Regions from separate parts of the Homo sapiens genome. Here region 1 is linked to region 2. The links are chromatin loops, found by intact Hi-C in ENCODE. Cell type or tissue: K562. All regions are shown on one strand. Links, peaks and the distances in the headings refer to the core of each region. The heading gives the core; the rest is flanking DNA.

Evidence for each region. Peaks named below come from ENCODE experiments on the same cell type or tissue, not always from the same donor. Only the 100,000 strongest peaks of a DNase experiment are listed, where the experiment ranks them.
Region 1: it touches region 2 in a loop (4-fold over the local background); 1 of 110 quality-filtered maps calls a loop at or near these places.

What each region holds. Positions count from the first base shown.
Region 1 is chr6:87,058,721-87,071,646 of GRCh38, reverse strand. LOC124901354 (small integral membrane protein 30-like) reads left to right here. Exons shown (of 2, transcript XM_047419629.1): 2 at 2,577-2,731. The coding sequence ends at 2,731. Among named protein-coding and RNA genes, the nearest start is that of CGA, 30 kb to the left of the region's middle. In K562, for the core only: a CTCF peak has its summit at 5,025 (motif pointing left); a DNase peak (open chromatin) is centred at 5,006.
Region 2 is chr6:87,314,816-87,327,741 of GRCh38, reverse strand. It overlaps GJB7 (gap junction protein beta 7), which reads left to right. Exons shown (of 3, transcript NM_198568.3): 2 at 4,699-4,876. SMIM8 (small integral membrane protein 8) reads right to left here and starts at 5,154. Exons shown (of 4, transcript NM_001042493.3): 1 at 5,110-5,154. RefSeq lists a silencer at 5,043-5,332. In K562, for the core only: a CTCF peak has its summit at 5,214; DNase peaks (open chromatin) are centred at 5,181 and 6,921; H3K4me3 peaks cover 1,118 bases.

The sequences.
Region 1 (12,926 bases), core at 1,926-9,925, 260 kb after region 2:
TTGTGGGGAGAGGCATGGATGGGAGCAAGTATACAATTTATTTCACAGACTTTTTGGCCAGAGTTCTTTGATGCTTAATTAGAGAATAGCTATTTATTCAGAAATGTTAAAACTATTTTACAAATGTGCTGTATGTCCTTTCTTGATCATTGTTAATATTTCTTGGTAATAGCAGTCTCCGTTATATCCTTAGAAGTGGCTGGAGTGAGGAGGGCATGGTGGCTCGCACCTGTAATCCCAGCACTTTGGGAGGTTGAGGTACCTGGATTGCTTGAGCCTAGGAGTTCGAGACCAGCCTGGGCAACAGGGAGAAACCCTATTTCTACAAAAAATACAAAAATTAGCTGGGCTGGTGGTGTACACCTATAGTTCCAGCTACTGTCAGGGCTGAGGTGGGAGGATTGCTTGAGCCCAGGAGGTTGAGGCTGCAATGACCCATGTTCACACCACTGCACTCAAGCCTGGGTGACAAAGTGAGACCCTGTCTTGAAAAACAAAAATAAACAAAAAAAGAGGTTGTTGGGATGTTTTGTTGACCAGAGCCTGAAGGAAAAATTGACCTGGTGGTGCTTGGTGCCAGTCTGGCTTCTACTTTCACCTTTTGGCAACTCCAACGATACTTTACGACCTCAGGAAGTCCAGAAGGACTGAGTATCTCACACTTATCTTCTTAGAAACTGCTTAAGCTTCCACACCCTCAGGACTACAGTTACAAAGATCTGCTAGGCTGGGGGAGGAGTTCTCTCCAGCTTTGCTCTGGTGAATAATCCTTTCAGAGCCTTTATGCCAGTCCAGGACCTTTAGCAACAGAAATTAATATACACCTTTCAACAATCCCTGCCTTCAATCTGCTTATGATCTACCTGAGGAAAAGGACATAAAAACAAGGGTAGAATAACAAAATGAGTGAATATGTACAGATAAATAAATGAGTGGTCAAAAAAGAAAGCTGTGGAGATTCCTACTCAAAATAGTGACTTCAGGCTGAGGGAAAGGAGAATTTGACCTAGGTGTGAAGTGATAAGTCAACTTTTGACAGATGGAGGTGAGCATACAGACAAGTGGAATGGTATGTACAAGGGCATGGAATGGATATGCAGGAAGATTGGAATAAAGCAAGACCTGGGAGAAGTCAGTGAAAAGCCTGGAAAGATAGGTTGGGAGAAATGCCCCACAAGTGTTCCCAAAGCTGGAAGAGTCTACAGTGTTCCCCAGCATGCTGTTAGCATTGCTGTAAACACACAAGTTAAGGGCAAGATTCTTGCCAAGAGAATTAATGTGCATATTGAGCACATTAAGCACTCTAAGAACTGAAATAGCTTCCTGAAACGCGTGGAGGAAAATGATCAGAAAAAGAAGGAAGCCAAAGAGAAAGGCACCTGGGTTCAACTGAAGTGCCAGCTTGCTCCACCCAGAGAAGCACACTTTGTGAGAACCAATGGGAAGGAGCCTGAGCTGCTGGAAGCTGTCCCCTTTGGATTCATGGCATAATAGGGGTTAAGAAAAATAAAAGACCTCTGGACTGTAAAAATGTTTCTCTTCATTGAGTAGAAGTGTGATGTCTCCTTTCCCAAAGAAATATTTAAAGCAAATTTTCATTCTGTCCTTATTCATTGTGTAATGTCTTTACTATTCAAATTGAATATATTTCTTGCTAAAAGATGTGAGGTGGCAACAAATTACTCAATTGGTTAGAAATTGGCTAGGTATTATTTATGAAATATTTGTACTGGTTTGAAGATAGTCCCTCTAAATCATCATGGAAGAAATAAAATAATTTACACACACAAAAAAAAGATAGGTTGGGAGCAGACTGTGGAAAGCACTGGATATTGGACTAATGATCTAGAACTTTCAGCTTTTAGATATTTTCAGCATCTAGCCACGATTTATTTATTTATTTGTTTATTTATTTATTTATTTATTTAAGACAGAGTCTCGCTCTGTCGCCCAGGCTGGAGTACAGTGGTGTGATCCCCACTCATTGCAACCTCTGCCTCCCTGGTTCAAGCGGTTTTCCTTGCCTCAGCCTCCCGAGTAGCTGGGATTACAGGAGCCCGCCACCATGCCCGGCTAATTTTTTTTTGTGTTTTTAGTAGAGACAGGGTTTTGCCATTTTGGCTGTGCTGGTCTCGACCTCCTGACCTCTGGTGATCCACCCACCTCGGCCTCCCAAAGTGCTGGTATTACAGGCATGAGGCACCACTCCAGCCTCATTATTTTTTTTAAGCATGGAGAGTATCATAATCCTAGTGGCGCTTAAGTAGCAGTAGTCTGTTGCCAGGAGCAAGGTTCGTTGGACGGAAAGGACATGGAGGTGAGGATACTTTCATGGCAGACAGTGGTCATGTGTGGAGAAGGGGGGAGATAAGAAGGTTGTGATTACAAAAGGGGGTGCAAAGTGGGTTTCTGTAATGGCTGCCTCCTGGAAGGCAGTGTCACATGGAACCTCTTAGTCTCAGCACCTGGAGCTCCAGGAAGGAAAAATTTCAAGTCAGATAGAATTCTATATATACCATTTCTTTGGAACCTTCAGCCCTCAAGATTCCAACATCATGATCTGAATTTCAGCACAGTTGCCTTAGTCCTCATGTCACTATTTTGGTGCTGCCTGGGTGAAGCAGTAGAAGCCGGTGATGCAATCACTCTCTTGTTAGGTGTGGTTCTCAGCGTTACAGACATTCTTGCTTGCTTGGGGGTATATGCACGAAAGAGAAATGGACAGATGTGACTTTGAAGGGCCTACTGAATCAAGCCTCACCCTGAAAGGCTTTGTGCTATTGAGGCTAAACCTGAGCTTTGGTGAAAGTTTCCAGGAATCAGTAAATAGGGGAGTTTTACATTTTTCATTGTTTCCATGAAATGGGAACAAAAAAAAAAGAGTTTTCTTTACAACAAATAATGCACAGAAAAATGCAGCCTATAATTTGTATTTGCTGGTTAGAAAGAAGGTCAAGGAAGTAAGATGGCTGAAATTTACATAAGTAATATTTCATAGTTTTAGAATTCTCAAAGCACGTGAAATAGGAAGAAGGAAGTTCTTGCCCAGAATCCTAGAAAATCACCAGTATTCAGTTATAATCACTACTTCTTGAATCATTGAGGAGTCTTTTCTCCATATTTTGATTTGATTTTTGTTTTGTTATCTTCCAAGTTAATATTGTATTTAGATATCAAATAGCCAAAAAGGGAAACTTTTATCTCTGGGGAAAAAACATTTAGAAAAATGTATTCAGTGTATCTAATACTGAAATGCAGGAAAGATTTAATGTAAAAAAACACTATAGACATTGACATGGAAAAGATTTAACGTTAAAAAAGCACTTTATATCAACTGAGTAACATCCTCCTGATGAGAAATACTATATTAAATATAAACCCATTATGTTGTAAAAGAAAAAAAGGGTGGGGTGCAAAGCCGACGATATTGCATCAGTGATAATGGGAATGGTCAACGTGTTAGCTTGTAGAGAGTGCCAGGCACTATCAAAAGCATTCTATACTTTAACTTATTTAATTCCCATAGAAACCTGTGAGGAAGGTATTCTTATTTGTATTTCACAGGTTTAAAAACACAAGGGAGTTTAAGTCACCTGCCCAAGCTCTCACAGGTGGTAAGATTTGGGGTGCTCTTAAGTGACTGCCAGAGGTGCTCTTCAGTGACTGCCAAGGGATGGAACTGGAGAGCGATAGTAGAATCCAGACTTTTTGCTGAGCTTCTCTGCTGGGAGGAGAGGGGATGCTAAGCCTATTTTGGGTGAAACCTCCCCTTGGGAAGCTAGAGCATTGCCTTCCTTTTTCCTCAGATCACAATGCTGCTGGGTGGGACCTAGGGGGTAATGGGTCGGGAGTAAGGTAGGTCATAACCGGCATATCTTCTCTCTGACTGAGTTTGTTTTTAACTAGGACATCCTGAGACTTCAGTGAAATATGCTGATGGGAAAGGAAGAGAATGAGTTTCGGTGCAGAAAGGCAGCTGAGGTAGGTATTGCCATTTCCTAGCTGAGTATCATTGCACAAGTTACTTAACTTTGCTGAGGCTTTTTTTCCATGCCTGCAAAATGGAGATGATAATAATTCCTCCCTCTCCCTCAAAGGGCTGTTGTATTAAAAGGGGTGAAGATGTGAAATACTCAGCATTCACATATAATAAGTACTGCTTTAGTGTTAGCTATTTCGTTATAACTCAATTAAATTTTGTTAAACATGTACTATTAGCCCAAGAAAAGAAAACTGGAAATTGGAAAAATGCTAGTGTAGCTACAAAAGAAAAATGCTAATATAACTGGAGCCAGTTGAGACACATCCGATTTCCCTCCTCTCTTTGTCAAAGAAACTTTCAGCTCATGCTCTGGAGGTAATGAAAAGCTCATTATTATTTTCTCTTCTGGTTTGCAACTCTTCCTTTCAGGGGTTTGACAAAGGGGGAAAGCACAAGTTGCCTAATCTAAAACAGCATAATAATCGGTTGTCTTAGTGGCATTTCACGTTTTATTTTCCCAAGGGGATGGTTGCTGGAGCAGATGGACTGTCTGGGCCCCACAGGCAGCCTCTGGGCCTTCTTACAGGAATGCATTTAACCTATACTCATAATATACACACATTCACACAGTGTACCTATGCAAAATAAAGCTGCCAAGCTGCAAGTGCCTCTGTGCAATTAAAAAAAGGTGATAAAAAAATACAGCAAAACAAATTCTCTATGCAAGAACTTCAATTCGTTATGATTGTAAGCCTCCAATCTCACTCTCAGCTTAAGTCAATAATTGCATATTATTGATCTCTGAAAACCACTTCCGCAATCTCTTTCCGAGCTGGCTGTTTTTTTTTTTTTTCAGTTGCAGAGATGCTTTCTTTCTTTCTAAAAGATGGCCACTTCCTTTCATTCAGTGTTTGTGCTTCTTCACGTATCAATACAAGAGAAAAAAAATATTGTAAATGTTATGTGTCTGAAAATGAGTCCGTGGCTGGCTGCTTTTTATTTACTTGCTGGTTCCAAGGTGCTTTTGTGGACTTTGAGCTCCACCCAGTGGCAATGTGTAGCCAAAAACCTTAAAAAAAAAAAAAAAAAGAGACATGATTTGGAGATGAAAGAAAATATCAGAAGCAATTAATTAGTTTCCTTTTAAATGACCTAGAGAACCTGGTGTTTCAAAAGCAAGAATATGAACAGGTCATTGCAATCCAATCAACATCACTGTAATGCTGACCTTTTCTTCCTTCTTGCTTTTTCTTGCTTTGGTTCTTTTGTGCAGTTTTATTATTATGGTTGCTGCCATGTGTTTTTTTAAAAAAATGAGTTTTTGTGATGGTTTGTAATGCCTATTCCCTGAGGCTGTTAGAAACAGACATGTTAGTAGTTTAAAAGTGGATTGATAGCAATCTAATTCAAGTCCGCATGTTCCCACCACCACTCCATAGGGGTCTCTGAGATGTGTGATGCTGCTCTACTGAGGAGAGAGAGCTGCCTTGTCTGCTTATTGTAACTGGGGCTGGCCACATAATTCTTCTCTGTTTTTAAATTCAGGGTACTGCTAACCTTGTCAGGCAAACTAAATTCGCATGTGTTATAGACGCTCACACACTGTTAGCTCACACCAAACTCACAAACAAGAGGGTCCTTTAGATGCTATCATTGCTTGTCCTGTGCCAAGTGCAATGTCAGGGAAATCCAACACAGGTCCTTCCTTTTACTCACATCAAATTTCATCCTGTTGGTTTTGGTCCTAGTGTTGTTGGGGACCACAGTGTTTTAGTCATTTGGTCTATCGTTATATCATCTAGAAATTTAATAATCATTTAGGCTATGTTTCAAGCGATTGATAAACATTTGAATAAGACAGGGCTAATAAGTGCCATGGCAGCACACCAGCGTTCTCTGTCAACTGTTAATCAACATTTTGGGGGTTGGTTTCAGGAGTTTAGCTGGCTACTGTGAAGTTAATAAAATAATCACAACTATGACCATTTTTTTTTTTTTGAGATGGAGTCAGGCTGGAGTACAGTGGTGTGATCTTGGTTCACTGCAACCTCTGCCTCCCAGGTTCAAGCAATTCTCCCTGCCTCAGCCTCCCGAGTAGCTGGGATTACAGGCGCCTGCCACCACGCCCGGCTAATTTTTGTATTTTTTAGTTTCGCCATGTTGGCCAGACTGGTCTTAAACTCCTGACCTCAGGTGATCTGCCCACCTTGGCCTCCCAAAGTCGTGGGATAACAGGCGTGAGCCACCACGCCTGGACAACTATGACCATTTTTGATCATCTTTTATACCCAGGCTTTGAGCTAGGTCCTTGACATGTAGTATTTCAAGGACTCACATTTCTGCAGAGTATGCATTATTATCCTCATTTTGTAAGATGTCAAATAGAAGACTGGAGAGATTAATTGATACAATCAAGGTCACACCCAGCTTGGAAGTGATGGAGCTAAATTTGAACATACACCTGATTGACTTCAAGGTCTACAGACTTTTCATTAGACCAGATTGCCTCATTGTTCCATCTTCTGGAGGCGTGACTCTCTGAAAGATGACCCATGATCAAAAGAATGAGAGAAATAGAATTACAATTCCACACAAGTTTAGCTGGAAACAATTAGTATTGTTGGAATAATTAATTAATTCATTATTATTGTTATTTTTGAGATGGAGTCTTGCTCTGTTGCCAAGGCTGGAGTGCAGTGGTGTGATCTCGGCTCACTGCAACCTTGGTCTCCCGGATTAAAGTGATTCTCCTGCCTCAGCCTCCCAAGTAGTTGAAATTACAGGTGCTTGCCACCCTGCCCGGCTAATTTTTGTATTTTTGGTAGAGATGAGGTTTCACCATGTTGGCCTGCCTTGGCCTTCCAAAGTGCTGGGATTAATTAATTCATTATTAACGCAAGTCAGGACTGCATATGTATAATTGTTTCCGGGACTATGACAAAGTTACATTGTGATGAGACTGTCAGTCTTCCTTATGTCAGTATGATAAATGGAGTAAGTACCAACTACTCATTAGTGAGTTAAATGTATTCAAATCCATTAGAAATATATGACTACCATTTAGGATGAAGACTAGTAACAACAGTGCATCCTTTCTCTTCTCCTGACCCTAGTAGGGATGCTTTTCATGTTCTGCTCTTAGGTGTGATGCTTGCTGTAGGTTTCTATTTAGTAGCCATCATTTGAATGAAGATTTCTTCTATATCTAGCTTGCTAAAGGTATTTTAAAAAAATCAAATGCTTTTTATGTGTCTAATTAAACAGTCATATTAAACATTTTATTGTAAAAGACATCATATACAGAAAAGGTCTATAAGACACTATGTATGGTCCAAAGAACAATATTAAATGAACACCTTGTATGAAACCACTTGTTAAAGATATTTCTGCTGAATGTTATCAGTTTCTTAGAAGCCTTCTGTGATTCCCTTTTCTTCTTCCCAGAAGTAACGATTATTCTTATATTTGTGTTAATGGTTTGCTTTTCTTTATGGTTTCACCACCTGTGTACATATCATTAAGGATGTATAATTTAATTTTGCCTATATTTGAACTTAATCAATGGGACTATACAGTATTCTCCTGTACTTACTTTTTCTGGCCCCAACATTGTTTGTTTTAGATTCATCCACATGTATGCACCATACTATAGTTCATTCATTGCCCGATAGCACTCCATTGTATGCTGATGCCACTATGCATTTATTTACCATCCTGTTGATGGACATCTGAGTTTGTTTCCAGTTTGGGGTTATTACAAACATTGCACTATAAATATTCCTGTACATACCTCTCAGAACACACATGCCCTTTCTTCTCTGTGGTGGCCATGGAGGTGCTGCACTCAGATGTTCTTCAGGGGAATTAGCTTTGAGAAGCACGGCTGATTGACAGCCTCCCACTGCCACACCTTTGGATCTAAGGTGGGTCTAAAACTGCTTCCCTGTCCCATCCCAACCAGTGGCCAAGATAGTAAGACAAAAACCTTATCAAGCTCCAGGAATTGGTGCCACTGTTAAATAAATAATGCAGGGATGGTGGTCTCTATCTTTTCTCCATTTAATTTGTTGGTGGGCTTTTAAGTGGGTGCAAGCTGAAAATAGCAGCTGCATTGGGGATGGCCTTGAAAAATCTCGGTGGGCTGAAGGCTTATTTATTTTGCATCTTAGGTCTTCCATCTGAGGTAGGTTTCCTTCAGAATACAGTATACTCTTTTGAATTTTTAAAAATAAGGATCTGTCAGTAGTTGTTTCTCTGTTTTTGTTTGTCTAAAATGTCTTATTTTGCTCTTATTTCTGAAAGTCTTTTCCTCCTTCTGCCCTCCATCTCCCTTTTCACTCTATGATATGGTTTGGCTGTGTTCCCACCCAAAGTCTCATCTTGAATTGTAATCCTCATAATCCCCACATGCCAAGGGAGAGATCAGGTCGAGGTAATTGAATCATGGGACAGTTTCCCCCGTGCTGTTATCATGATAGTAAGTGAGTCATGAGATCTGATGGTTTTATAAGTGTTTGGTTGTTCTTCTCGCGTTCATTCTCCTTCCTGCCACCTTGTGAAGATGATGCCTTGCTTCCCCTTTGCCTTCCATCATGCTTGTAAGTTTCCTGAGGCCTCCCCAGCCATGCGAAACTGTGAGTCAATTAAACCTCTTTCCTTTATAAATTACCCAGTCTCAGGCAGTTCTTTACAGTAGTACGAAAACGGACTAATATACTCCCCTCCATCCCTCCCTCCCTCCCTCCCTTCCTTCCTTCCTTCTTTCCTTCTGTCCTTCCTTTCAATGGGATATAGAATTAGAGGTCAGTAGTCATTTCCCTCCACACATTTAAAGATATCATTTCACTGGGTTTTGTCTTCCATTGTTGCAAAGTTGAGGTCAGCTTTCCATCTTGCTGCTTTCCTTAGGCTGCTTTTAAGCTTTGTAGTTTCAGTATGGTATGTCTGGTGTAGGGTTTTTTTTTTTTAAATTCTTGGGATTTGTTGGTTTCTTAAGTCTAAAGGTTGTTGCATTCCATCAGTTCTGAAAATTTCTCACGTCAGGTGTAGTGGCTCATACCTGTAATCCTACCACTTTGAGAGGCCGAGATGGGAGGATCACTTGAATCCAGGACTTTGAGACCAGCCTGGGTAACATAGTGAGATCCTGTCTCTATAAAAAATTTAAAAAAATTAGCCAGTATGGTGATGCATGCCTATAGTTCTGCTATGCAGGAAAGCTGCAGTGGGAGGATGGCTTGAGCCTGGGAGGTTGAGGCTGCAGTGAGCCAGGATTGCACCACTGCACTCCAGCCTGGGCAACAGAGCAAGACCCTGTCTCAAAAAAAAAAAAAAAAAAAAAAAGCCTGCAGAAAACCCAAAATAAACTTCTCAGTCATTAGCTCTTAAAATATTTTTCTCCACTGTGTGTTTCCTCTTGAAAACATGGAGGAATAAATCAGCATAAATAACAAAAGTGTTCAGATTTGAGAGAATTAACTATCTAAGAAATATTTATTTTGATGGAAATATGTATAAATTATAAAATATATCTTCCTTTTTTTTTTGAGACAGTCTTACTCTGTTGCCCCAGGCTGGAGTGCAGTGGCACAATCAATGGCTCACTGCAACCTTGAACTCCTCAGCTCAAGTGATCCTCTTGCCTCAGTCCCAGCTACCCACTAACCTTTTTGAGAAATGAGGTTGAATCATGTTGCCCAGGCTGATCTCAAACTCCTGGGCTCAAGTGATCCGCCGACCTTAGCCTCCCAAAGTGCTGGGATTACAGGTGTGAGCCACCGTGCTGGGCCTCCCTATTTTTCATACAAGGATATGATCAACTATGTAATCATTTATTGCAGTGGGAAGCAGGAGCTGGCTCCTACAGATTGAGGAGAGCCGTTGTTAAATACTCAGGAATTTTGCCAGCTGGTCATTACTATTAGTAGCTTGAAATTGGCCATTGGCGTTGGTATTCACACCTGAAATCAGCAAATGCTACAAATTAGAAGTTTTGCTTTGTTTTGGGGTTTACTGGAAAGCCTGTTTACCAGGATCCCAATAGTTCTCATGCTTTAATCTGTTCTCCACATGAAGTAATCTTTCTATAATGCAAATCGGTTGGGTTGTTTTTCTTCCACAACCCCCTTTATCCTTGGGTGTGGTCTAATGTTCTAGCATGAAGCTGTAGCATCAGGAGTGGCTTTTGGCAGGAATTTAACTCTTCTAGAATCTCATTAGTTTTTCTCCATAATTTGATCCTGAAAATTGATATTTTCTCAATGATATACAAAGCCCCTCTTCTCCCCATGCAACCACATTGCCAGATGGTCTTTCCTGCCTCCAGTCTCTCCCTCCTCCTTCTCACCTTCCACAGATACAATACATAGCAGCTTCCTCTAATTCTGAACTTCCATGTCACACTAGCTAACTTATGCCATCACAAGGCCAGCTACATAATCTGCAGGACTCAGTACAAAATAAAAATGCAGGGCCCCCTTTCCAAACAGCAGGGAAAAAATATAAAGCCTTTTCCTTTCTTAAGTAGTCTCTCTCTCCAGTGGTTTTTATTTGCTACTTAATGTTATTCTAAGTACAGAAAAATTAAAAATTTAATTCTTTTCATGAATTTTACCATTCATCTTCATATTGTTTTTAAATATAAGAACACTTATCTCCTATTTTGAATCACTGAAATTACCCAATTTGTATTTTGTAGCTCGTACATGTATGTATATGTCTTTGGTTCTCTTCAACGGAGTGGAGACGCTTCATGCAACTACCTCAACTGCCTCAACTGGTTTTTTTCTCCAGATATTTATTTTTTTTTCGAGACAGAGTCTCGCTCTGACACCCAGGCTGGAGTGCACAGGTCAGATCTCGGCTCACTGCATTCTCTGCCTCCTGGGTTCAAGCAATTCTCCTGCCTCAGCCTCCCAAGTAGCTGGGACTACAAGTGCGTGCCACCATGCCTGGCTAATTTTTATAGTTTTAGTAGAGACGGGGTTTCGTCATGTTGGCCAGGCTGGTCCTGAACTCCTGACCTCAGGTGATCTGCCCACCTCGGCCTCCCAAAGTGCTGGGATTACAGATGTGAGCCACTGCGCCCGGCCTTTTTCCAGTTTTTAACACATGCATGTTCTACCAACACTCCTACCTTTTATTTAGTGATGAGTTAAGGAAGAATTGAAATAAGAAAGAATTATGAGTTACTCCTCCTCTGCCCTGCTTTTTCTCTAAGTCATTGTTTTCAGAAAGGATATCATAGATATTCTTGATCAGTGATGTTTCTTAGAACACCATTGCCTTCTTTCTTCACTGAAAGCAACTTTTGGTTGGAATGGAAAACGTAGCCTCTTGCGCTATTGAGAGGTGACAGCCTGCTGGCAGCCCTCGCAGCCCTCGCTGGCTCTCGGTGCCTCCTTGGCCTCAGCGCCCACTCTGGCTGTGCTTGAGCAGCCCTCCAGCCTGCCGCTGCACTGTGGGAGCCCCTCTTGGGGCTGGCCGAGGCCGGAGCCGGCTCCCTCTGCTTGCAGGGAGGTGTGGAGGGAGAGGCAAGGGCAGCAACCGGGGCTGTGCACAGTGCTCGTGGTCCAGCGCCAGTTCTGGGTGGGCATGGGATTGGTGCGCCCTGCACTCCGAGCGGCTGGCCACTGTGGCCAGCCCTGGGCAGTGAGGGGCTTAGCACCCAGACCAGCAGCTGTGGAGGGTGTGCCCGAATTCTCACGGGGCCTCAGCTGCCTCCTCATGGGGCAGGGCTCGGGACCTGCAGCTCCCCCATGCTCGAGCCTCCCCCGCCTCCCCTCCCCCCACCTACCCTCCTCCCCTCCTCCCCGCCTCCCCTCCTCCCCGCCTCCCCCGCCTCCCCCCAGCCTGCCTCCTCCCTGCCTCCCCCACCTCCCCCGCCTCCCCTCCCCCTCCCCCCGCCTCCCCCTCCCCCACCTCCCCCACCTCCCTCTCACCCTGCCTCCCCCTCCCCCTGACTGCCCCTCCCCCTGCCTCCCCACCTCCCCCCTGCCTCCTCCAGCCTCCCCCCTCCCCCCACCTCCCTGGCCTCCCCCGCCTCCTCCCTCCCCACCTGCTAATTCCTAATTATCCCTCAGGCTCTGGTGTGGATCCTAGTTTCTCTAAAAGCCTCTCCTGAGCTTCCTCTAGTGGGTTTTATTCCCTTTCTCTGTGGCACTATAGCATTCTCTGTCTTACTCTATCATTCTATAGTAACCAAGTGTATTGTATTAAAATAATCTGTAACCTCATTTAGATTAAGCCTTTCTTATGAACAGGAACTTTGTCTTATCCACAGTTGTATCTCAACAACCAGCCTATTTCCTTACACATCCTAGATATTGAATAATTATTCATAAATATATAAATGAGTGAATAAATAGAGAAATTCTTTTATAATAATTTATTCAGATTTAATGATGTCACAGAAGCTATTGAGTGTGTACTAGGCTTTCAATTTTTGATGGTCTGTTTCATCCCATGATATCAAACTGCTGTCTGCTATTCCTTGTGAAGTTTTGTGTTGGCCTTTCTCCTGCTTCTAACCTGTTGAGGTCTTGGAATGTAGGTTTTACACTAGGTAGAGTTTCGCATAAAAAAGCTAAGTGGACACAGCAAAGAACCTGAGTTTCTTCTCCGAGCAAGTACATAAACTGTAGTAGACTGTGACAGATGATCTATATTGGCTTTTCAGTCAGTTTTGTTTATTTCCTCATTCTTAGCTATGTTTGGAGTATGTGATGTATTATTCTGTTCTGAATTGCCATTTTCAGTTCTAGTATCCATTCTTAGTCCCTTCTGGAAACTTGTAATTATGGCCTGAACCCATCAGCCCCTCTGCTGTGTGATAGGAAGGAGGATGCTGGCATGCCTGGAAACATTCTTGTCGGGACCCTTTTGGGACCAATCCCATGGAAAACATAGCCTCCTTACCTCCTGGTAAGAGACGCAGGAACTCCTC
Region 2 (12,926 bases), core at 1,900-9,899:
CAACTCCAAGACACATAATTGTCAGATTCACCAAAGTTGAAATGAAGGAAAAAATGTTAAGGGCAGCCAGAGAGAAAGGTCGGGTTACCCACAAAGGGAAGCCCATCAGACTAACAGCGGATCTCTTGGCAGAAACTCTACAAGCCAGAAGAGAGTGGGGGCCAATATTCAACATTCTTAAAGAAAAGAATTTTCAACCCAGAATTTCATATCCAGCCAAACTAAGCTTCATAAGTGAAGGAGAAATAAAATACTTTACAGACAAGCAAATGCTGAGAGATTTTGTGACCAGCAGGCCTGCCCTAAAAGAGCTCCTGAAGGAAGCACTAAACATGGAAAGGAACAACCTGTACCATCCATTGCCAAAATGTAAAGACCATTGAGACTAGGAAGAAACTGTATCAACTAACGAGCAAAATAACGAGCTAACATAATGACAGGATCAAATTCACACATAACAATATTACCTTTAAATGTAAATGGACTAAATGCTCCAATTAAAAGACACAGACTGGCAAATTGGATAAAGAGTCAAGACCCATCAGTGTGCTGTATTCAGGAAACCCATCTCACGTGCAGAGACACACATAGGCTCAAAATAAAAGGATGGAGGAACATCTACCAAGCAAATGGAAAACAAAAAAAAGCAGGGGTTGCAATCCTAGTCTCTGATAAAACAGACTTTTAACCAACAAAGATCAAAAGACACAAAGAAGGCCATTACATAATGGTAAAGGGATCAATTCAACAAGAAGAGCTAACTATCCTAAATATATATGCACCCAATACAGGAGCACCCAGATTCATAAAGCAAGTCCTGAGTGACCTACAAAGAGACTTAAACTCCCACAAATTAATAATGGGAGACTTTAACACCCCACTGTCAACATTAGACAGATCAACGAGACAGAAAGTCAACAAGGATACCCAGGAATTGAACTCAGCTCTGCACCAAGCAGACCTAATAGACATCTACAGAACTCTCCACCCCAAATCAACAGAATATACATTTTTTTCAGCACCACACCACACCTATTCCAAAATTGACCACATACTTGGAAGTAAAGCTCTCCTCAGCAAATGTAAAAGAACAGAAATTATAACAAACTATCTCTCAGACCACAGTGCAATCAAACTAGAACTCAGGATTAAGAATCTCACTCAAAACCACTCAACTACATGGAAACTGAACAACCTGCTCCTGAATGACTACTGGGTACATAACGAACTGAAGGCAGAAATAAAGATGTTCTTTGAAACCAACGAGAACAAAGACACAAAATACCAGAATCTCTGGGATGCATTCAAAGCAGCATGTAGAGGGAAATTTATAGCCCTAAATGCCCACAAGATAAAGCAGGAAAGATCCAAAATTGACACCCTAACATCACAATTAAGAGAACTAGAAAAGCAAGAGCAAACACATTCAAAAGCTAGCAGAAGGCAAGAAATAACCAAAATCAGAGCACAACTAAAGGAAATAGAGACATTAAAAACCCTTCAAAAAATTAATGAATCCAGGAGCTGGTTTTTTGAACGGATCAACAAAATTGATAGACCGCTAGCAAGACTAATAAAGATAAAAAGAGAGAAGAATCAAATAGACGCAATAAAAAATGATAAAAGGGATATCACCACCGATCCCACAGAAATACAAACTACCATCAGAGAATACTACAAACAGCTCTATGCAAATAAACTAGAAAATCTAGAAGAAATGGATAAGTTCCTCGACACATACACTCTCCCAAGACTAAACTAGGAAGAAGTTGAATCTCTTAATAGACCAATAACAGGAGCTGAAATTGTGGCAATAATCAATAGCTTACCAACCAAAAAGAGTCCAGGAGCAGATGGCTTCACAGCCGAATTCTAACAGAGGTACAAGGAGGAACTGGTACCATTCCTTCTGAAACTATTCCAATCAATAGAAAAAGAGGGAATCCTCCCTAACTCATTTTATGAGGCCAGCATCATCCTGATATGAAAGCCGGGCAGAGACACAACCAAAAAAGAGAATTTTAGACCAATATCCTTGATGAACATTGATGCAAAAATCCTCAATAAAATACTGGCAAACGGAATCCAGCAGCACATCAAAAAGCTTATCCACCATGATCAAGTGGGCTTCATCCCTGGGATGCAAGGCTGGTTCAATATATGCAAATCAATAAATGTAATCCAGCATATAAACAGAACCAAAGACAAAAACCACATGATTATCTCAATAGATGCAGACAGGCCTTTGACAAAATTCAATAACCCTTCATGCTAAAAACTCTCAATAAATTAGGTATTGATGGGACGTATCTCAAAATAATAAGAGCTATCTATGACAAACCCACAGCCAATATCATACTGAATGGGCAAAAACTGGAAGCATTCCCTTTGAAAACTGGCACAAGACAGGGATGCCCTCTCTCACCACTCCTATTCAACATAGTGTTGGAAGTTCTGGCCAGGGCAATTAGGCAGGAGAAGGAAATAAAGGGTATTCAATTAGGAAAAGAGGAAGTCAAATTGTCCGTGTTTGCAGATGACATGACTGTATACCTAGAAAACCCCATTGTCTCAGCCCAACATCTCCTTAAGCTGATAAGCAACTTCAGCAAAGTCTCAGGATACAAAATCAATGTACAAAAATCACAAGCATTCTTATACACCAGCAACAAACAGAGAGCCAAATCATGAGTGAACTCCCATTCACAATTGCTTCAAAGAGAATAAAATACCTAGGAATCCAACTTACAAGGGATGTGAAGGACCTCTTCAAGGAGAACTACAAACCACTGCTCAAGGAAATAAAAGAGGATACAAACAAATGGATGAACATTCCATGCTCATGCGTAGGAAGAATCAACATTGTGAAAATGGCCATACTGCCCAAGGTAATTTACAGATTCAATGCCATCCCCATCAAGCTACCAATGTCTTTCTTCATAGAATTGGAAAAAGCTACTTTAAAGTTCATATGGAACCAAAAAAGAGCCCACATCGCCAAGTCAATCCTAAGCCAAAAGAACAAAGCTGGAGGTATCACACTACCTGACTTCAAAGTATACTACAAGGCTACAGTAACCAAAACAGCATGGTACTGGTACCAAAACAGAGATATAGATCAATGGAATAGAACAGAGCCCTCAGAAATAACGCCACATATCTACAACTATCTGATCTTTGACAAACCTGAGAAAAACAAGCAATGGGGAAAGGATTCCCTATTTAATAAATGGTGCTGGGAAAACTGGCTAGCCATATGTAGAAAGCTGAAACTGGATCCCTTCCTTACACCTTATACAAAAATCAATTCAAGATGGATTAAAGACTTAAACGTTAGACCTAAAACCATAAAAACCCTAGAAGAAAACCTAAGCATTACCATTCAGGACATAGGCATGGGCAAGGACTTCATGTCTAAAACACCAAAAGCAATAGCAACCAAAGCCAAAATTGACAAATAGGATCTAATTAAAGAGCTTCTGCACAGCAAAAGAAACTACCATCAGAGTGAACAGGCAACCTACAAAATGGGAGAAAATTTTCACAACCTATTCATCTGACAAAGGGCTAATATCCAGAATCTACAATCAACTCAAGCAAATTTACAAGACAAAAACAAAGAACCCCATCAAAAAGTGGGCGAAGGACATGAACAGACACTTCTCAAAAGAAGACATTTATGCAGCCAAAACACACATGAAAAAATGCTCACCATCACTGGCCATCAGAGAAATGCAAATCAAAACCACAATGAGATACCATCTCACAGCAGTTAGAATGGCAATCATTAAAAAGTCAGGAAACAACAGGTGCTGGAGAGGCTGTGGAGAAACAGGAACACTTTTACACTGTTGGTGGCCTGTAAACCAGTACAACCATTGTGGAAGTCAGTGTGGCGATTCCTCAGGGATCTAGAACTAGAAATACCATTTGACCCAGCCATCCCATTACTGGGTATATACCCAAAGGACTATAAATCATGCTGCTGTAAAGACACAAGCACACGTATGTTTATTGCGGCATTATTCACAATAGCAAAGACCTGGAACCAACCCAAATGTCCAACAATGATAGACTGGATTAAGAAAATGTGGCACATATACACCATGTAATACTATGCAGCCATAAAAAATGATGAGTTCATGTCCTTTGTAGGGACATGGATGAAATTGGAAATCATCATTCTCAGTAAACTATCGCAAGAACAAAAAAGCAAACATCACATATTCTCACTCATAGGTGGGAATTGAACAATGGGAACACATGGACACAGGAAGGGGAACATCACACTCTGAGGTCTGTTGTGGGGTGGGGGGAGGGGGGAGGGATAGCATTGGGAGATATACCTAATGTTAGATGTCCAGTTGGTGGGTGCATCGCACCAGCATGGCACATGTATACATATGTAACTAACCTGCACATTGTGCACATGTACCCTAAAACTTATAATAATAACAAATAAATAAATAAACAAAACAAAACAAAAGTATCTTTCCACCTCTTGGATGTAGTACTGTCTCTGAAAAAAGGGGAAAGGCTTTGCTGGCGACAGCCTGAGTACTGACAATCTGAGTCTCATCTGGCTTCCCCCAATGTCATGGACTACTGTTCGGTGCCGAAGGCTTACTCAAAGACAGACGCATTGGAAGCCTCCAAAAGAAAACTTCATTCCGTTAAGTTCTACACATTGTGTTGCAGGGCTGAAAAAGCACGAGTGTCCGCACTATGACAAAAGAAAAGCGGCGTCTCCTCAAAACACCACCATGTTCCCCTATGAGTCTGGTGAGCCAAGACACTAAGAAACTGCAGGAAACGAGAGAGTTCTCGGGGTGGGGGTGTCCATGGATGAAGCACCGAACAAACTGGAGCCCGCAAGGTGAGTACGGGAAATGGGCTCTGTGGGGCCAGAGAGCTTCACCGACTTGGGGTGCGGGTACAGGGAGTCCACGGAGAGGCAAAGATTTGGGCTATCCGAGAGGACGCTCCCTCCCTGGGAGGGAGACCGGCAGGGCAGCTGGGAAGGGCAGAGACGGGAGCGTGATGGTGCGGCCGCCCTGGCCCCTCCAGGCCGGCGCCCAGCCACTCAACACCACCGAAGCCGCCGCTTACCTTTCGCGGGGTCACCTCCTCTCCTCGCCCGAGACGCCCCGCCCCGCTTCGCCGCCCCGCCTGCTAGAGAGAGCGGCGGAGGGCGCCCCGCCCGGCGCCACAGCGTCCCCTGTCTTCCGGAGGCTGCGGCGCAGCGGCGCGGGGCTGCGGGGACCCATCCAGTGCTAGCCTTTCCGGTTCTGAGGACCTCGCGCCCCTCCTTGGGGTCTGCGGGCTGAAGTGTGCAAGGGACGTTTTTGCTTTCTTCCCTTTTTGACCTTTAGTTTTCCACCTCCCAACTTCAAATTACGTTCCAGTTCGGTGTGTATGTTTGTATAAATAAAAGGAGACATCTCCTAGAAGTATGTTTATTTCATGAAAGTGGAAAGCATTCTGATTTGGGAAAGAAAGCTAGATCTGATTTCTTCCTACCCCTACTTTAGGGGAACAGTCATTTAAGTGTAGAGTTAATACTCTGCCATTACGTTAGGGCCTTGAGAGTCCAAGATGCAGGATGTATGCAGGTGCAGTTGAGACAAGAATAGATATAGGGATGCTGGTTTGCACATACTTTGCTGATGTTTAAGTTTGTTGGGATACACGTGAAAACTGATGTGGTTTGGCTCTGTGTCCCCACCCAAATCTCATATGGAATAATAGCCCCCTTGTGTTGAAGGAGGGGCCTGGTGAGAGGTCACTGAATCATGGGGCCGACTTCCCCCTTGCCATTCCCATGATGGAGTTCTCAGAAGATGTTTGTTTATAAGAGTGTAGCACTTCCCCCTTCACACTCTCTCTCTTTCTCTCTCTCTCCTGCACCACGGTAAGACGTGCTTGTTTCCTCTTCCACCATGATTGTAAGTTTCCTGAGGCCTCTGGAGCCATACCTCCTGTACAGCCTGTGGAACTGTGAGCTAATGAAACCTCTTTTCTTTATAAGTTACCCAGCCTCAGGTGGTTCTTTCTAGCAGTGTGAGAAGAGACTAATACAAAAACCAAAAATAAAATTCTAAGCACCACCATCACCAACCCACCCCTGAAAGGAATGGACCTCTGTCTTGGCCAAGGTAATCTCAAAAAAACCCTGAAAAATGAGTTCAGGCCCTGATGGGAAGGGGTGGGCGGTTGGATATGCCTCATTATACCTTCCTCCCGTTGGAGGTTAGACACAACTGACCAGCATTAACATTAAAACGGAGATCGTAAGACTGGTAAAATATACTGTAGCAATAAGAAAATTCCAACCTGACTCTGGAATAACATCACGTGACACATAGTGGGACCTGAAAGAAATAAAAATATGTTACCCCAAAATATATTTATTTGACTATTTTGAAATGGCCTCGCAAAGCTGTCTCTTGTTGGGGAAAACTTACATTCTATAGAAAATCTCTTTCCCTTACTAGATCTTTTTTTTTTTTTTTTTTGAGATGGAGTGTCGGAGTGTCACTCTGTCACCCAGGCTGGAGTGCAGTGGCATGATCTCGGCTCACTGCAACCTCCACCTCCTGGGTTCAAGCAATTCTCCTGCCTCATCCTCCCGAGTAGCTGGGACTACAGGTGTATGCCACCAAGCCTAGCTAATTTTTGCATTTTTAATAGAGACAGAGTTTCACCATATTGGTCAGGCTGGTCTCGAACTCCTGACCTCAGGCAATCCACCCACCTCGGCCTCCCAAAGTGCTGGGATTACAGGCGTGAGCCACTGTGCCTGGCCCCTTACTAGGTCTTTTCCAGAGAGTCTGACATCTTTTAAGGTCTGATAAGAGACATTCACATCTATTCTTTGAAGCCAGCTACCCGGAGGCTTTATCTACATAAGGAGAACCTTGGCTGCCACAACACCCCCGCTTACCTTAACTCCAGCTGGCTTCACATCTTCAGGCAGAGCTTAACTCTTTCAACTAATTGAAAATGTGAAAAATCTTTGAATTCATCTTTGACCTGGAAGCCCACCCCCACGCTGCTTTGAGATGGGCCAAACCAATGTATACCTTACATGTATTGATACATGTCTTTGCCTGTAACTTCCATTTCTCTAAAATGTATAAAATCAAGCTGTAGCCCGACCACCTTGGGCACATGTTCTCAGGACTGCCTGAGGCTGTGTCACAGGCCATGGTCCTTAACATTGGTGAAATAAACCTCTAAATTGATTGAGACCTATCTCATAGACTTTCTGGTTTACACAAGTTATATTAAAATGAACAGAATAGTTGGAATAGAAGGTACCAATATTTTGGCATGGGTTTATGTAAAGCTTTGGTAAATATGTTTCGAATTTAAAACTTTTTCTCCCAAGCCAAATTAACTTCACATTTGATTTGAGGTTTAATTTTTAAAAATTTTTAATATTTATGTGTATGTATTTATGGGGTACATGAGATATTTTGGTACAAGCATACAATGAATAATAATCACATCAGGGTAAATGGGGTATCCACCACATCGAGGATTTATCATTTATGTTACAAACATTCCAATTATACCCTTAGTTATTTTTAAATGTACAATCAACTATTGCTGACTGTAGTCACCGTGTTGTGCTATCAAATACTAGATCTTATTCATTTTATCTGACTATACTTTTGTACCCGCTAAAAATCCCCATTTCCCACTCCCCCCATCCCCACTACCCTTCCCAGCCTCTGGTAACCATCATTCTACTCTATTTTCATGAGTTCTTTTGTTTTAATTTGTATCTCCCACAAATAAGTGAGAACATGCAAAGTTTGTCTTCCTGTGCCTGGCTTATTTCACTGAAAATAATGTCCTCCGGTTCCATCTATGTGGTTGCAAATTGTTTTTTATGGCTGAATAGTACTCTGTTGTGTATATGTACCACATTTTCTTTATCCATTTATCTGTCGATGGACACTTAGATTGCATCTAAATTGGGTTATTGTGAATAGTGCTGCAGTAAACATGGGAGAGCAGATATCTTTTTGATGTGTTGATTTCCTTTCTTTTAGGTATATACCTGGCTTGAGGTTTAATTTTTAAAAGTTCATTGACAACTGGTATTACAAGGCAATCTTCTGACAAAATAAGTTAAATTTCAATTAAAAAGCTGTTACTGCAGTAGCTAAAAACAATTGGAAGGCTATAAAATATTATTATGTTGCATCCTAAGCAGACCCAAACTTTTTTCTTATCCCTTAGGGTTCTCAGTGATCTGTAACATGTCAAATATCACTATGGAAACAAAGTACTTTTACTGTCATGATCAATAGAAAGTGATCAGATGAAAGAATACAAGAAACATAAGCATGTGTAAGAAAAGAGCACAAGCTGTAGGTAAAGATAACAGAGAAAAGCCTGAAGGCCTTGCCCATTTCATGGATATGAATACAATGTGAATGATAGGACGTGTTTAGTCATTTTTGTTTATAATTCATTCCATTTTATGCTGCTTTTAAGAAATTACTTTGAAGAGTGATGCCAATCTGATTCGGCTTTTGTAATCTTCATTTTGAGCAGGGCCATCAATATTTAATAATATTTCCAGGAGATTTTGTATTTGATGGGATTGCATAAAGCAAAGATTAATCTGTATGAAAACACATTCAAAGGGACCAATGATATCTATTTTAATCTGGGGTTCCCAAAGTGTGCTCTGGGAACAACACTGGTGGTCTGGGAGCCTTCTCAAGGGACCACTGATGCCACTAGCGCTTTTTAAAATTCAGGCAAGAATAGTTGGTTGACAATATTTAATAAAAATCATACATTACTGGTATTTTGTCAAAGCCAGGTCTTTTTTTAAAAAATAATAACATAAATGCTGGCACTTATTTCTTTTCCTACCAGAAAGCCAAGCCAAAGTAGTTGATATGATCAATGTGAGCCAAGGATATCTGACTCCCTTGAATGAATTATTAGCTGACAAATGAAAAAATTACACGTTTTGGTAATTTGAAAAAATCTTCCTAATTCTTCACCCCTCCCTGTGTCCCCACCTTTATCCATGCTCTCCCACTCTGACTCTGGGGGGTCACCCTTGTGATTTATTTTTGCTAATATGATATTAGCAAATGTCACACAAAATAAGCTGGAAAAACACCTGAACTGGTAAACATACTCCAGCTAGCCTGCTGGAGATGAAAAACATACAGAGCAAAGCCAAGTCATCCTAGTCATTCCAACTGAAGCCACTGTAGATTGACCAGACAGGTGTGCAAGCCTTGAGTGAGGTCAGTCAAGCCTGCCCAGATCAGCTGAACTCTGCAGATTCATGAACTTAAATATGTGTATTTTTGTTTGCCACATTGAGGTTCAGTTCGTTGTTGTGCAGAATTATGGTGCCAATAGAAACTGATAATATGCCCTCCATTGTAAATTCCCTGGGATCAAAGAGTATTTGCCTGATAGCTTAAGGAGCAGTCTGTTTTCTAGTGGTGCTTGTAAGAAGGACAAACATCTTGCTATTTTTGAAAACTGTATAGCTGTCTGGCATCACAGGAATGTCTGACCTGGGAAGAAAATGAAATCTATCAAATGGTGTGATATATAAATTAGTAAAAAAAAAAAAAAATAGAATGGGGAACTGATATTATTAGAGGATCACAATTCATTACTCTTTTTCTTCCATATAATTTTAGCAGAACTGTTTTTAATACTTTTCATGTCAGGTCATTTTGTATTTACTTCTCTCACATTTTGAAATATTAGAAATAATAATAATTTATTCTATATTATTTAAAGTCTTAAAGTACCTTAAAAGTGATATGAGATGAAAACATTTTAATTCTAACTGTTCTTCTTTTGAAAAAAGCATAAGTTTATTATCAGTGTAGTTAGGCTCAGGTTAGCAGGAAAATTTTTGGTGCATTCAGTGTGCCACATGCTTTCCTGGGCACCAGGAATTCAAAGATGATTAAGACATAATCTTTGCCCTTAAAACTCTTAAAGATTAGTGAGGGAGGCTGGCCACCATGGCTCACGCCTGTAATCCCAGCACTTTGGGAGGCTGAGGCGGGCAGATCACCTGAGGTCAGGAGTTCAAGACCAGCCTGGCTAAAATGATGAAACCCCATTTCTACTAAAAATACAAAAAATTAACTGGGCATGGTGGCGCGTGCCCGTAATCCCAGCTACTTGGGAGGCTGAGGCAGGAGAATTGCTTGAACCCGGGAGGCGGAGGTTGCAGTGAGCTGAGATCACGCCATTGCACTCCAGCTTGGGCAACAAGAGCGAAACTCCGTCTCAAAAAAAAAAAAAGGAAAAGATTAAAGATTAGTGAGGGAGACAAATTAAAACAGATAATTTCTTGTTGTTTGTTTGTTTGTTTGAGACAGGGTCTTGCTTTGTCGCCCAGGCTAGAGTACAGTGCCGCAATCTTAACTCACTGCAATCTCTGCCTCCCAGGCTCAAGCAATTCTTGTACCTCAGCCTCCTGAGTATCTGGAGTTATAGGCGTGTGCCATCATGCCCGGCTAATTTTTTTTTTTTTTGTATTTTTAGTAGAGACAGGGTCTCACCCTGTTGGCCAGGCTGGTCTTGAACTCCTGATCTAAACTGATCCATCCACCTCAGCCTCCCAAAGTGCTGAGATTACAGGCATGAGCCACCACGCCCAGCCAGATACTTTCAATATAAAGTGATTTGCACAAGATTCTATGGAAGCACAGAGAATTATATGTTGTTTGGCCTGGATATAACACAGAGGATGGTATGTGGCTGATGACTGAGCCCAGAATCACAATCAAAGTGATAAGCAAGGCAAAGAAGTTAGAAAGGATGTTTCAGGTCAGAGGAGACAGAATGAACACAAACCTCAAAGCATGAAGCCATATAGTGTGGTGCGGTGTGTTTCTTATTGCTAAAGAATGGATAATAAAATGGAACATGAGAGAAATGACACTGGAGAAACAGATGGGGCCAGTCCAGGAAGGCTCAGATGCATCCACGTTTAGGGAATGAGTACAGCAGGAGACCACAAAAGGGTTTGAGAAGAAATGGTCAAAACAGAGTGAGGAAGATCAAAAGTGGAGTGTTTTGAAAGCCAAAGGAGTCAAGATGATTAAGAAGATTAATGCCCCAGTGGCTTTGCCACCAGCCAAGCTCCCCTACAAGCTGTTGTCCTCCTTTCTAAAATATACATCTAATCATGTCACTGTTTGGCTTCACACTTCCTGATGGAACACTCTTTCCTACACCTGCCCTTTGCCTCACTCCTACTTATCCTTCACAAGGATAATCAGGGGAGGCATCACTCCCATAGCTCAGCCCTGCTTGGTGTGTAGGAATTGTATTCTCTGGGAGCTGACTTTTGGAGAAGAACTGGAGCTATGCAAGAAAAAGAAAAGGCTAAGAAACAGAAATAATTTTATGAGGAGGGGACTAGAGCAGGACAATCCTGAGCTCTTGCAGAGATTGGGCACATGGATCCAGCAACTTCTACCCCCACCCATTCAAAATATCTAGTGACTAGCATAGGAGTTGATAGGAAAGGCGATCATTTCCTTCTTGCTTAAGTGGGAGGGAAGATATCTGCGCATCAGCTCATGTATACAGAAGAAATTGAGAACAGCAAGTTTTCTTGTTCCTTGGCCAACTGAAAACAAATCTGATCCCCTAAAGGGATGGTGATCAGGAAGAAGCTGAAGAGAGAATTTGTTGAATATAGGGTCTTGAAGACTCAGCACACACCTGTTATTTCAGTTGCAAATGACAGAAACTTGACTGAAACTAACTCAAGTTCAAAAGGAGTTATGTTACCATATGTAATGGGAAGTCTATGGAGGGAACAGATTTCAGCAGTGAGATATGGGACATCCAAACATGTCAACAGGAATGTCTTGTCTCATGTCTCCATTCTGTTTCTTTCTTTCTTTCTTTTTTTTTTTTTTTTTTTTTGAGATAGAGTCTTACTCTGCTGCCCAGGCTAGAGTGCAGTGGTGTGATCTTGGCTCACTGCAACCTCCACCTCCCAGGTTCAAGTGATTCTCATGCCTCAGCCTCCCAAGCAATAGTAACTACAGGCACACCCCACTATGCCCTGCTAATTTTTTTTGGTATGTTTAGTAGAGATGGGGTTTTGCCATGTTGGCCAGGCTGGTCTTGAACTCCTGACCTCAGGTGATCCACCCGCCTTGGCCACCCAACGTTCTGGGATTACAGGTGTGAGCCACCGTACCTGGCCTCTATTCTGTTTCTTAAATACACTCATTTCATATATTGGGCACATCCCTGCTGGCAGCTCCAGGTTTCTATCCTGTTAAAATACATCCAAGTGGAAAGGAAGCCTTCCCTATCACCCATATATCAAATCTCATGGAACAACTCTTTTGGCCTTGTTTGGGTTTGTGCCCTTTTTCAGGACAAATTGCTTTGGACAGGAGGAAAGATATCATTGCTGGACAGGCCAGGGTTAAGGTCACATTATCATAATTGTGGAGGTGCAGTTCCCCACCAGTTGGGTTGGGAAACAGATGCTAGGAAGATGAAATCAGCAGACGCCCACTTCACACAAGGGGTCGGCGGGGAATATGCTCCTGAAAAGCAGCATCCAGAAAACAACTCTTTTCCACTGAGTGGTGCTTTTGCCACATTTTTGTGGAAAAGAGATGCTTTCTTCCAATGGTGGCTAATTAAATGAGGGGGCCAGAGTGGAAAGATAGCTGGGCCTATCTTTGCTCTGAGTACACATGAGAGAGCTATCGTCTCTGAGTGCACAAGAGAGATTCCTGAGTTACCTAAAAAAAGTTTATTATTTCCTGACATCATATGATTTATTTCTTTATTGTTTCTCTTCTCCATTAGAATGTCAGTTCTGTGAAGGCGTGGATGCCCCAGGAAAGTTCCATGGAGCTCCATGCAAGCTCCATTCCTAAATG